Regions from separate parts of the Mus musculus genome. Here region 1 is linked to region 2. A link is a contact called in ENCODE POLR2A ChIA-PET data. All regions are on one chromosome and are shown on one strand. The core of a region is the stretch at or near the end of the contact, and the rest is flanking DNA. Distances in the headings are between cores, read along the strand shown.

Region 1 (5,301 bases), core at 1,566-4,065, 54 kb before region 2:
ACAGCAGCAACAACAACCAAAACCTCTGGCTGGGAGGTCATAGGCCCTTATAGGGCATCCACTGCTGTCGTTTTGCAAAGCGGACGTGATGCGCCTGTCTAACTGCCTTCTAGATAACTTTCTGTCTATAGAGTAGTGGTGCTTTCAGTTTTGGTCAGAGAACGTACTGTCTGCAGTGATAGGCAGTGACTGCAGAGACAACTCTGGTCAGAGTTCTGAGAATAAACCACTGGTGAGTGCTCAGGAATAAATGGGACACCTACATCACCCCTCCCCACCCCAAAACCCAGGGAGCACTCCCAGAGAAGGGACAGAGAGAGATTATTTATTAACTTTTTCTTTTAACTTTTCTTTTGTTTTGAGACAGAATTTTACTGTGTAGATCAGGCTGGTCTTAAAACTCACAGAAATCTGCCTGCCTCTGTCTCCTGAGTGCCAGGATTTAAAGGCCTATCTTTCCAGTGTAAAGGCAGGCGAAGGCGGTTGAAGAGGTGGGGAATGCTAATCTCTAAGTGGGACTTGGGTGTTACACTCTTGAGCTCATGGAAGCTGTGCCACTCGTAGAGGATCCACACAAACTTGAGTTTGTGTCAACTCAACACTCTGTCGCGGAGGGTAAGGGATTCATGGAGTCCCACCCCAGCCTGAAGATCTCTATGCCGGTAATGGTTGGCAGGGAAGGGAGAGAAGTCATCTTCAGTGTGAGACTCTGGTAAGCTATGCATGCTCCCCTAAACTACCCTAATGAAGCTCACTGGGATTGAAAACTAAAAAAGACATGAAAGTGGGAGGCAGGAGATGGTTGGCAAGAGGAGAGGGGTTAGGTGTGAAGAGAAGAGAGGGTAAGACTGAATGCGTAGTGTAATCGGAATGCATTAACTACAATATGAAAATGTCATGTAATCCATTATGTGTGACTAATGTATGATAATAATGTTCCTCTTTCTATTTTTATGGCCTACACACACACACACACACACACACACACACACACACACACACACACACACTTAAATCTAGATTCTCTGTTTAAGGGGAAAAAACATGTAATACTTGCCTTTCTGAGTCTGGCTTAAATTTCATATTTTCATATAATTTTATTTATAGTTAACTTAGGATTTTTAAAGTATTTAACTTTTGAGACAGTGTCTTGCTATATATAGTTCAGATAGGCCTGCACTTTGTAACCATTCTCCTATCTGAGCCTCCTCAGTGCTAGTGTTACAAGTATATTCCATTATACCCTGAAGAATGTTGTATTCTTTTTAAAAATAAAGCTTCCCCATATTTTGTATGTTTTAAAATAGTCAAATATTGCATCATTTAGAGTAGCAAGAAATTTCCTGTTGTTGCTAGACAAGGATAATCTCAGAGATTTGTTTTAGTCTCAGGAAATATTGCTGAAGAATTATGGTTCATTTTAATTTGTGTGAACTACATTTGAAATTCTTTATGTGAAATACTAACTTCAAATTGCCTGCCAAGGGTTCAATGAAGAGGGTGCAGCGTGTTTTGTGTTCAAAATCATGATTTTCTGAAGGGAGTTTGAATAGTGTAAAACCAGAAAGGGTTGCTAATATCTTAATAGAGGAAGTCCAAACTACACCTTTCCCAGTTTTTTTTTTTAACTTGAAACTAATTTTGTAACATTCTGTTTACTGAACTTCCTCATTTGCAAGGGTTTTCACACTGAATTAGATCTTGAGTGGATTTGTGCCCATCGAAGAGAGGATTTATGCAAACGGAGATGTGGAAGCATTCTCTGGAATAACCTGCCTTGTTAAGGCACTGATACCACAGATGTGGACGGCTCCCTGAAACGCGATCTTTTCTGAGATAGGCTCTGTAGGATCAAAATGTCAACATGTCTTCATGAATTCTTCAGCCTCTTTCATTCTTCCTCCCTCCCCTTCTGAGAGAGAGAGAGAGAGAGAGAGAGAGAGCGCTCACTTTGTTTCTCAGGTGTCTCAAACTCTGAGACTCAAGTGATCTTGCAGCTGGGGACAGTCCTGAGGAGCTGGGACTGCACCACCTCTCCTCAATTCTCTCCAGACAGGCTGACCTAGATAGAATCTGTATGGTTCTCAGCAAGCAATATTTTAGCTTTAGTTCCGTTTTGTCCTTTCGCTGTTTGCTAGCAGTGCGTTCTGGGGATATTGTGCTAACTGCCTCCCCGGTGCTTCCCATCCTGTGTAGAGCTGTACTCTCAGTGTTTGCAAAGCTACTGGAGGTCTGAAGAAGTACAGAGACCAACACTTCCCTTAATGAGGGCCAGTACTTCCCCAGTCACGGGTGAGATGGACCATCAGAAGCAGTGGACTTTGCTTCCTCTAAAAGAAAAACGTGAGGTTTATAATGGAAGCTTGACAAATTCTGAAACAAAATGCCCGCTTGATGAGCAGAGGTCTGCCATGATCATATCTATAGGAGACTTTGGGGATAATGGTCCGGGTCGGAGATAGGTAACTCCAGTGTTTGTCTCCTCTCCTGCAGCAGGGCATAGGTGGGCGTCACCCAGGCCTTTCTGCTCACTGGGATGTGAAAAGCTGAACTCACAGGTTAGTGCTGTACTTTCTGCCTTTCTTCTGGGAATGGAAGAACTGAGTGCTGTCTGAGACTGACAGCGTGGAACAGTCTCTGAGCTAAGCAGACCACAGTTTGTGTTCTGGTTAGCCTCTTGTTTGTTACATTTGAACAGTAGCCAAGTTTCTTTGTTGAGAAAGGAAGGCGCTAGGGCCCTGCAGGGAGATGATGGCTTTGTTGTGTGACCACAGAAGCTAGTTTTGTACTAATTTCCTCTAGGGCTTGTGATGAAGTCAGTAAACCACAGCCTCCAGCACGCTGTGCTCCTGCAGCAGCAGTGGCTTCTTGGTGCTGCCTTGGCCATGACACATATTTGACATGCCCTCCCTTAACCTACTCACAGACTCTTGCTCTGCGGCATGGACCAAAGAGAAATTCTGCAGCAACTACTGAAAGAAGCCCAGAAAAAGAAACTCAACAGTGAGGAGTTTGCCAGTGAATTTCTGGTGAGTTCTGGAATGCTCTGAAGAGTTCTTAGATAAACTGTGTAGCAGTCTGTGGTGGCCCAGTTTGCCTAGACGCAATTGCTGTAGGGATAACACGACCATGGAGTTTGGAGTGGAAGGGAGGAAGGCGACCTAAGAACATAACCTCTCTGGGCTTTGTTGTGTCTGTGCTCAGGGTTTTCTCCAGGTAGGCTGGTTTTAATGTTGGGTTTGCTTGTTCTTTTGAGCTTAATGGTCCTACAGAAGGTATAGACAGGTGTATGGATATTAATGCTTTCTGAACATCTGCAGAAAGCATTTGCATTGTGACATATGCTTCAGATTACTAATAAGAGTAGCTTTTCATGTTACGTGTTATTTTTAGCTTCCCTATAGGCTATCATTGGGATAACAGGGGTTTGAAAAACACCAAAAACTCTCATTTTGCCACTTTTTCTCCTATCCCTTTGAAAACAAGTTGATTATTAGAATAGGCATTTTCCTTTTTAACAATAGCTGGGCTTCTTTAACTTATATTGTCTGGAGAAGTGGGCTAGGGAGAGTGGGGAGTAGAGACACGTGAGAGACATGGAGAGCAAGGTAGCCTGGGAGCAGGTGGACTTGATTATCCAGAACTCAAATCCACTTAGAGGGAGCCATAGTTAACAGTGTAACAAAAGCTGGGCGGCCCATTTTCCATCCCTGTCAGGCACATCAGATAACATGGTATTTGACACACCTGTCATGCTTTTGGTTTTTGCTTAGTGTTTGTTTGTTTGTTTGTTTGTTTGTATCAGTATGTAGCTCTGTCTGGCCTAGAGCTCACTATGTAGATCAGGTTTGGCCTTGAACTTAAAAGATCCTCCTGCCTCTGCCTCACTGGGATCAAAGGCATGTACGACCACACCAACCTGCTGTGTTCTAAAAGCTTCTAATTGGTATTTCAGAACTGTAAGAATGTTAAGCCTTAGCCCTTCAGCTTTGAATTGAGAAAAATAAAGAACATCGACATGGTCATCATTCAAATTATCAAATATTTAACGTGTTCCCAAATCACCCTAACTCTTTGTTTTCTAGGTTAAAAAAATGAGGATAATAATTTATGTCCTATCTATCTCATTTTGGATTATTGTGATGATTATATCATTAATTATAATAATTAAATGAGAACAAGGTGTTTTGGAGGCACCCAGAGACCCAGTTACTTGGAAGGCTGAGGTGGGTTAAATCTTGAGTTCAAGGCTCGCCCAGGCGACTGAGAGGGACCGTGTCTCAGAAAAGGGATCATTTAGGAGCACTTACTATGTACCAACTTTGTTTCTTCACACTAAGATACAATAGTAAACAAAATGTCTTTGCCTTCCAGAACTAGCGTTCTGGCACCAGATATTAGAAGAGAAAACTATCCATGATGTTTTCACTGAACAGATATCACTATTAGATAGCACAGCAGGCTAGTATATAGTGGCCCAACTTTGAGGCTAAGATATTATGCCAGCTTATGGTGTCACTTAAATATTTTCTTTCTGCCACAAGTTCTCAGGGTAGTTTAGGCACAGGGTAGAGTTGCCTATGTGTCTACTTAGATCCAAGCATGCCTTTTGACTGTATCACTGAGACATTCTTAAGGCAATTTATTAAGATATAGAGGGGACGTGAGCTGAGAGGTAGTGACATCTTTGTCTTACTTGGGTTGTATTTTTCAAAACAGAGCAGACTATATCTCTAATATTTTAACCACTCGTAGAGGTCGTTATAGTCTCTTACCAAACTGGCTGCCACCTCCTGACTGCTTTCTCTGTTTCTAGCCTTGTCCCACCTTAATTTTCTTAGACAAGGACTCACTATGTAGCCATAGCTGGGCTGGAACTCACTGTATAGACGAGACTAGCCTTGAACTCAGAGATCCACCTTCTGTTTCCTGAGTGCTGAGATGAAAGGTGTACAATGGTGTACACCACCATGCCAGGCTCCAAAGTGCTCTTTTAATTACATAAATCTGGTCATATTTTTCTCAGCTTAAGAACTTTTTTATAGCTTGTATTTTGTTAGCTGCTTATAATTGTGAACTAAAATATATATTTAGAAAAACTACACAAAACATGTGAATATAGTTATAAAGGAACCAGTGCTAATGCGGTTACTGCACAGATCAAAAAATATAGCACTGTCTAACTTGGAGAGATTCCCTACTGTCCCTTCCACAACTGGCCTCTCCACCCACCCACCCCACCCCACCCCACCCCATTCCTCCACCCCATCCCACCCGGGTAAATCACTGTCCTGGGTTTAT
Region 2 (5,239 bases), core at 221-2,720:
GTCTCTCCGACCCTTCAACTAAATTTATACACTGCCTTAATATTAAAAATAACTTTAAAAAATAGATTTTGCTATGCAGCCCTAGGCTGGCCTCAAACTATTGATCCTTCTCCAAGCTGCAGACCGCTGCTATTGCAAGCGTGCTCCATCACGACTGACTAAAGGTTTTAGTTAGAAAACAAAGCACTCCTTCCTTTGTGCTTGCAGTACTGCTTGTGAAAATGACTAAATGTCTAAACGGAGTGTATCTCCTCAATTTCCCCAATTGTTGCGTAAAAGAAGGAAAGATGATGTACAAATAACGGCAGTGATCACTTCTGTATTGCTATGAGGTGTCCAACTGTATGTATGTTTACCCAGTTATTCACTTACCAATTCAAGAAAAAAAAATCAACAGCGGTTACTTTTTGTTAGCACTTTAACTTTCTTTTTTGATAGTGTGTTCTTCATAGAAAAGGCCCTATAGATAAACGTGTCCACATAAAACGAATTTATGTTCACAACCATTTAAAGGTACTGGTGATTTGAAAATGTATTTCTATATGACTATGGATTCTTCTAAGTAAATTATATTTCAAATCTAGTTTTATACAGTAAATAATTTAATGGCTCTTTATTATTGTAAAGGGTTGGCTTTACTTTCCCTATCAGTTTAATATTTTTACTTATGAAAATACAGCCTAGCAACAGTATTATTTGCGCTTTAATACTTTTTGTTGGGAAACCCAAATGCTAGGGCAAATTGACCTGTATTGTTACTTGTTTATTGTAGTACAATGTATACCCAGTAGGTGTTCAAGAACTTCTCTATTTTAAACGATAACTTTTATTACAGAAGTTCACTCAGCCTAAGTTACTTCTCTGGGAACTAGTGGTGTTAAACCACAGTGTCTTTTATATGCCTAGTACATCATTGTAGTCGGTTATTTCCAAATAGCTTTCTCAAGGACTTAAATGCAATTCTAGGTAAAAAGCTAAAGTAATGAAACTCAAAACGGATTTCTGAGTAAACACCATCTCCTGGCGAACAGTGTCAGGTTGACAGCGCTTTTCACATTTGCAAATTTATATGTATGGGTTGAAAAAAAATTAAAAATTTCTATCGAGACATTTTTTTTTGTTGTTAACTATAGCTGTATGTTCAACAAAAATGCTGGATTCTACCTTTCCAAGAATTGGAGGGAAAAGTGACTCTGGCAAGGCGGAGCTGCGCTCAGGGAACGCCTAAGGCAACATTTGCACCTGCCTTGAGCCTGCAGCGGTCGCCACAGCAGTGCTATAGGAAATGCTTCAAAAAAATTTTTTTTTTCTTTTCTGAATAGCAGCTTTACAATGTTCTACAGCGAAACCGTCGTTTTACATATTCCGAAATTCTTTTCCTCCTGGTTTGTCAAGGGTAAACTGGAGATTCTTTTACCTCACAAAGGCTATGGGGAGAAATACGAAATTGAAAAGTCACTATGGAGACCACCTCCGGGCAAGATGAAGGAGGAACACTGGAAGTGGAGCGCCTGAACACACGGCGAGACTCTGAAAGCTATTAACATTGTTTGGGCGGTTAGGGCGGTTGGCGGCAACTCGCCGGAGGGCGGCAGTTGCGTGGCACCCCGAAGCGTGCCTAGGCGCACGCTCCCCTCCGCTCCTCCACTCAGAGAGCAAAGTGGGGGCGGAGGGGGAGGGGGAAGAACGCGAAGGGCGGTGGAACTACAACTCCCGCAAGGCCTTGCGCGTCCAGGGTGCTTTACAATAGAAGCTCGGTTGGCGAGGTCTGCGGAGAGGTGTCGGAACTGCCGTTTCCGGCATGTTCAGGTCTACGAGAACGACCGATCAGTGGAGGGTGGGGGAGAGACTCCAATGCCCAGCGGGCCATGCGCGGGCAGCGCTTGCGCGAACCGCGGACGGGGGGGCGGTCGGGCCATTTAAATGTGTGTTTGTGGGTGAAATGGCTGCGCAGGTCGGAGCGGTTCGCGTAGTACGGGCGGTGGCGGCGCAGGAGGAGCCGGACAAAGAAGGGAAGGAGAAACCCCATGTTGGGGTTTCGCCGCGGGGAGTGAAGCGGCAGCGCCGGGCGAGCAGCGGGGGTTCTCAGGAGAAGCGGGGGCGGCCGAGCCAGGACCCCCCTCTCGCTCCCCCTCATCGGCGGCGTCGTAGCCGCCAACATCCCGGGCCGCTGCCTCCAACGAATGCCGCCCCAACCGTCCCGGGCCCTGTTGAACCTCTGCTCCTGCCGCCTCCGCCGCCACCGTCGCTGGCACCCGCCGGGCCCACTGTCGCTGCCCCGCTCCCGGCCCCGGGCACCTCGGCCCTCTTCACCTTCTCGCCTCTGACGGTGAGCGCGGCCGGGCCCAAGCATAAGGGCCACAAGGAGCGGCACAAGCACCATCACCACCGCGGCTCCGATGGTGACCCCGGCGCCTGCGTTCCGGGCGATCTCAAGCACAAGGACAAGCAGGAAAACGGCGAAAGGAGCGGAGGGGTGCCTCTGATCAAGGCCCCCAAGAGAGGTGAGAGCAGGCGAACCGCTGGGGCTCGGGCTGTAGGTCTCAGTGCCCATATCCCGCCCCTTTAGGACTGAAAGACGCCGCTCTACTCCCCTGAGCCCACTGGAGTGGACTCGGGATTGCAGGCGGTTGCCACAGTTTGACCTACTTGAGGCTTCTCTCTGAGGCCGAGCTGTCAGTTTCCATCCCTGTTTGCAGTTCCCCCGGAGCCTTTGCAACATTTATTTTCAAATTCGGCAGGGTTTCCGCGCCGCGCAGTGCTTGGCATCGGATTAGTAGGTGGGGTACTAAAACCTCCCTTTCTGAAGTAAAGGCTTGTCACTGAAAGTCCCTTCTTGTTCTCTTGCTTGGAAATCTTTAGTTTTTCTCATTCCTGGCACCAGCATATTTACAGGTTTGACTCTGGGCTCTGAGTTTGAATTCTTAAAGAGGTTACACAACTACTGGTTGCCTTAGCTTCGGCGAGGTTAAAAAAATCATTTACGGTGTTTATTTTTCAGCTAGACGTAGTAAAAATAGTTTTTTAAAAAAAAATATTAGCCCTTTTAATTGTTAGTATGGTTTAGGATTGGTTCGAGGAAGGTTTTATCACCCTCTGAGTCTAGGAAGTATACCAACCGTATCTCTGAAGGGAAGGAAGCGTGCAGTAGGATGCAGATGCAGATGTAGATTCTAGTTTCATTTCATTTTGCCAGAGCACTGTTTGAGAATCTCTGCAATTCCAGCAGTCTTTAAAGGTTTTTCACATAGAAAAAGTAGGACTAAGAGTGCTTTTGAGATGAATTAGGTTGGCCAAAATTGGTGTCTTCTATTGCCAGATACTTGTAGCATGTATTTATATTCTTTATGGAAGAAATGAAGCAGGGTTTTGGTTATGCCATATTTATACTTTGTATATATTTATAACTTATAATAGTCATAATCAGTAAATACTAACACACTAATGTGTTCGAATACTGGGTAATTCCAGTTATTAACATGTTAGTCTTTGATTCTAAAATTTCGAGTGTCTTGGATTTTTCCCATATATTTACTCACAATGCTAACCAGTTTGTGTGTGTGTGTGTGTGTGTGTGTGTGTGTATGTTTAGGTGAAATAATAGGTTTTCACTTTTCCACTGGACAGAACTGCATCTATATTTTTCTTTGGTGGTATCCAGATACCATCTTTAGGAGTATAACTGTGGCAAACTGACTGGTATGCCAGTTTTCAAAATAATTGCATATTGGAGTAGCTTATATTTTTACCCTTTTTCCTCATACTCCCTGGTGTGTGTCCATACACAGCCACAGGGACATTTCAATAATCATTTTCTTTAAATTTGTGCTGTAGGAGAGAATACTAGTGTCCTTGGCATAAAGCTGAGACTCCTAAATGCTAGTTAAAGCTTTATCACTATTGGCAGTCTGCTTGGCTTTCTTTCCCTTGCTTCCTTTTCTCCACTCCTTTGCCTTGACAATTCTCATTCCAGAGGCAGTCAGTAAGCTGACTAGAAATGATCTGAGATCTCTCAGTTCCCCTTTATGGGGGAGGGTGGTGCTGACACGTGTAGTAATTCACAGTGTGCGCCCCGGAAGACTGTACAGGCCCCGTGTTCTTTTAAAATCAAAACCAATTCTGTAATGCTGATGAATAGAATTTTCTCAGATGATGCAAATATTCTATATCTATGTTGTCGAATATGGTAGCCATATGTGACACTTAAAGATTTGTAATGTGACTGTGTGACTGAGAAACTGAAATTTTATCTTACTGTAACATACAACATGTTCCATACAGCTCATGGCTACTACATTGGACTGTACAGCTTTTTGCCAGTACACGAAGAAGAGAAATGGGTAAAACCAGGCTATTTGAACACTTTTCACTTCTGGTTTAGAGAGGATTGGATTGTATACCCAAACTGTATAAATTCTGGGGGAAATTGCGCCCTCTGGTCAGGTATATTTGAGGAAACCTGTCCGGGAGTGGTCTGGATATCTGACCCACACTGAAGCTTCTGTATACAATAAACTGTGTTAATATTGTTTAGTTTAAGCTTTTTGAATAGTTGGACCAATACTTGTAAAAAAAAGAAATCACAGTTTGTTTATTTTTATTATCTTCAGGTTCAGGAGGCATGGCTCTGGAAGTAAATTTTGGTTCTAGTACTTATTGTGTGATCAAGATAAAAAATTAATCTCCTTTTAACCCCAGTTTTCCTGTTTGTAAAATGAGGTTGAGGTATTTTCATTCATATGGTTGTTATATGGATTGTTGGGGCAGTGTATGGAAGTCATTTAAAATAGTGCTTGGCCCATGGGAGGCAGTTCAAACTAGCTTGCTTTATTTGTCTATCTATTTATTTATTAATTATTGTGCTTGGTCCTGTAAACACCTCTAATAAAGTAGATTGTTGTTTACAAAGGAATTTTGTCCTTTTGCTTATTCTAAGATTTTTGGGAACTTTCTTTTTTTTTTTTTTTTTTTTAAAGATTTATTTATTTATTATATGTAAGTACACTGTAGCTGTCTTCAGACACTCCAGAAGAGTGGAGTCAGATCTTGTTACAGATGGTTGTGAGCCACCATGTGGTTGCTGGGATTTGAACTCCGGACCTTCGGAAGAGCAGTCGGGTGCTCTTACCCACTGAGCCATCTCACCAGCCCCTTTTGGGAACTTTCAATTTACTTTGTAGTAATTATAGATTCACAGAAAATAACATAGAGAAGCCCTTTTCCTTTTCCAGTTTTCTTC

What was found. ChIA-PET counts read pairs that join two places held with the same protein, here RNA polymerase II (POLR2A).
Region 1: POLR2A ChIA-PET joins it to region 2 with 12 read pairs in Patski. The contact joins the promoter of Ptpn22 here to the promoter of Rsbn1 in region 2. POLR2A ChIA-PET finds 5 or more read pairs at or near these places in 3 of 5 experiments (Patski and embryonic stem cell).

What each region holds. Positions count from the first base shown.
Region 1 is chr3:103,857,462-103,862,762 of GRCm38, forward strand. It overlaps Ptpn22 (protein tyrosine phosphatase, non-receptor type 22 (lymphoid)), which reads left to right and starts at 2,816. Exons shown (of 21, transcript NM_008979.2): 1 at 2,816-3,029. The coding sequence starts at 2,943.
Region 2 is chr3:103,912,650-103,917,888 of GRCm38, forward strand. It overlaps Rsbn1 (rosbin, round spermatid basic protein 1), which reads left to right and starts at 1,471. Exons shown (of 8, transcript NM_001356556.1): 1 at 1,471-2,504. The coding sequence starts at 1,802.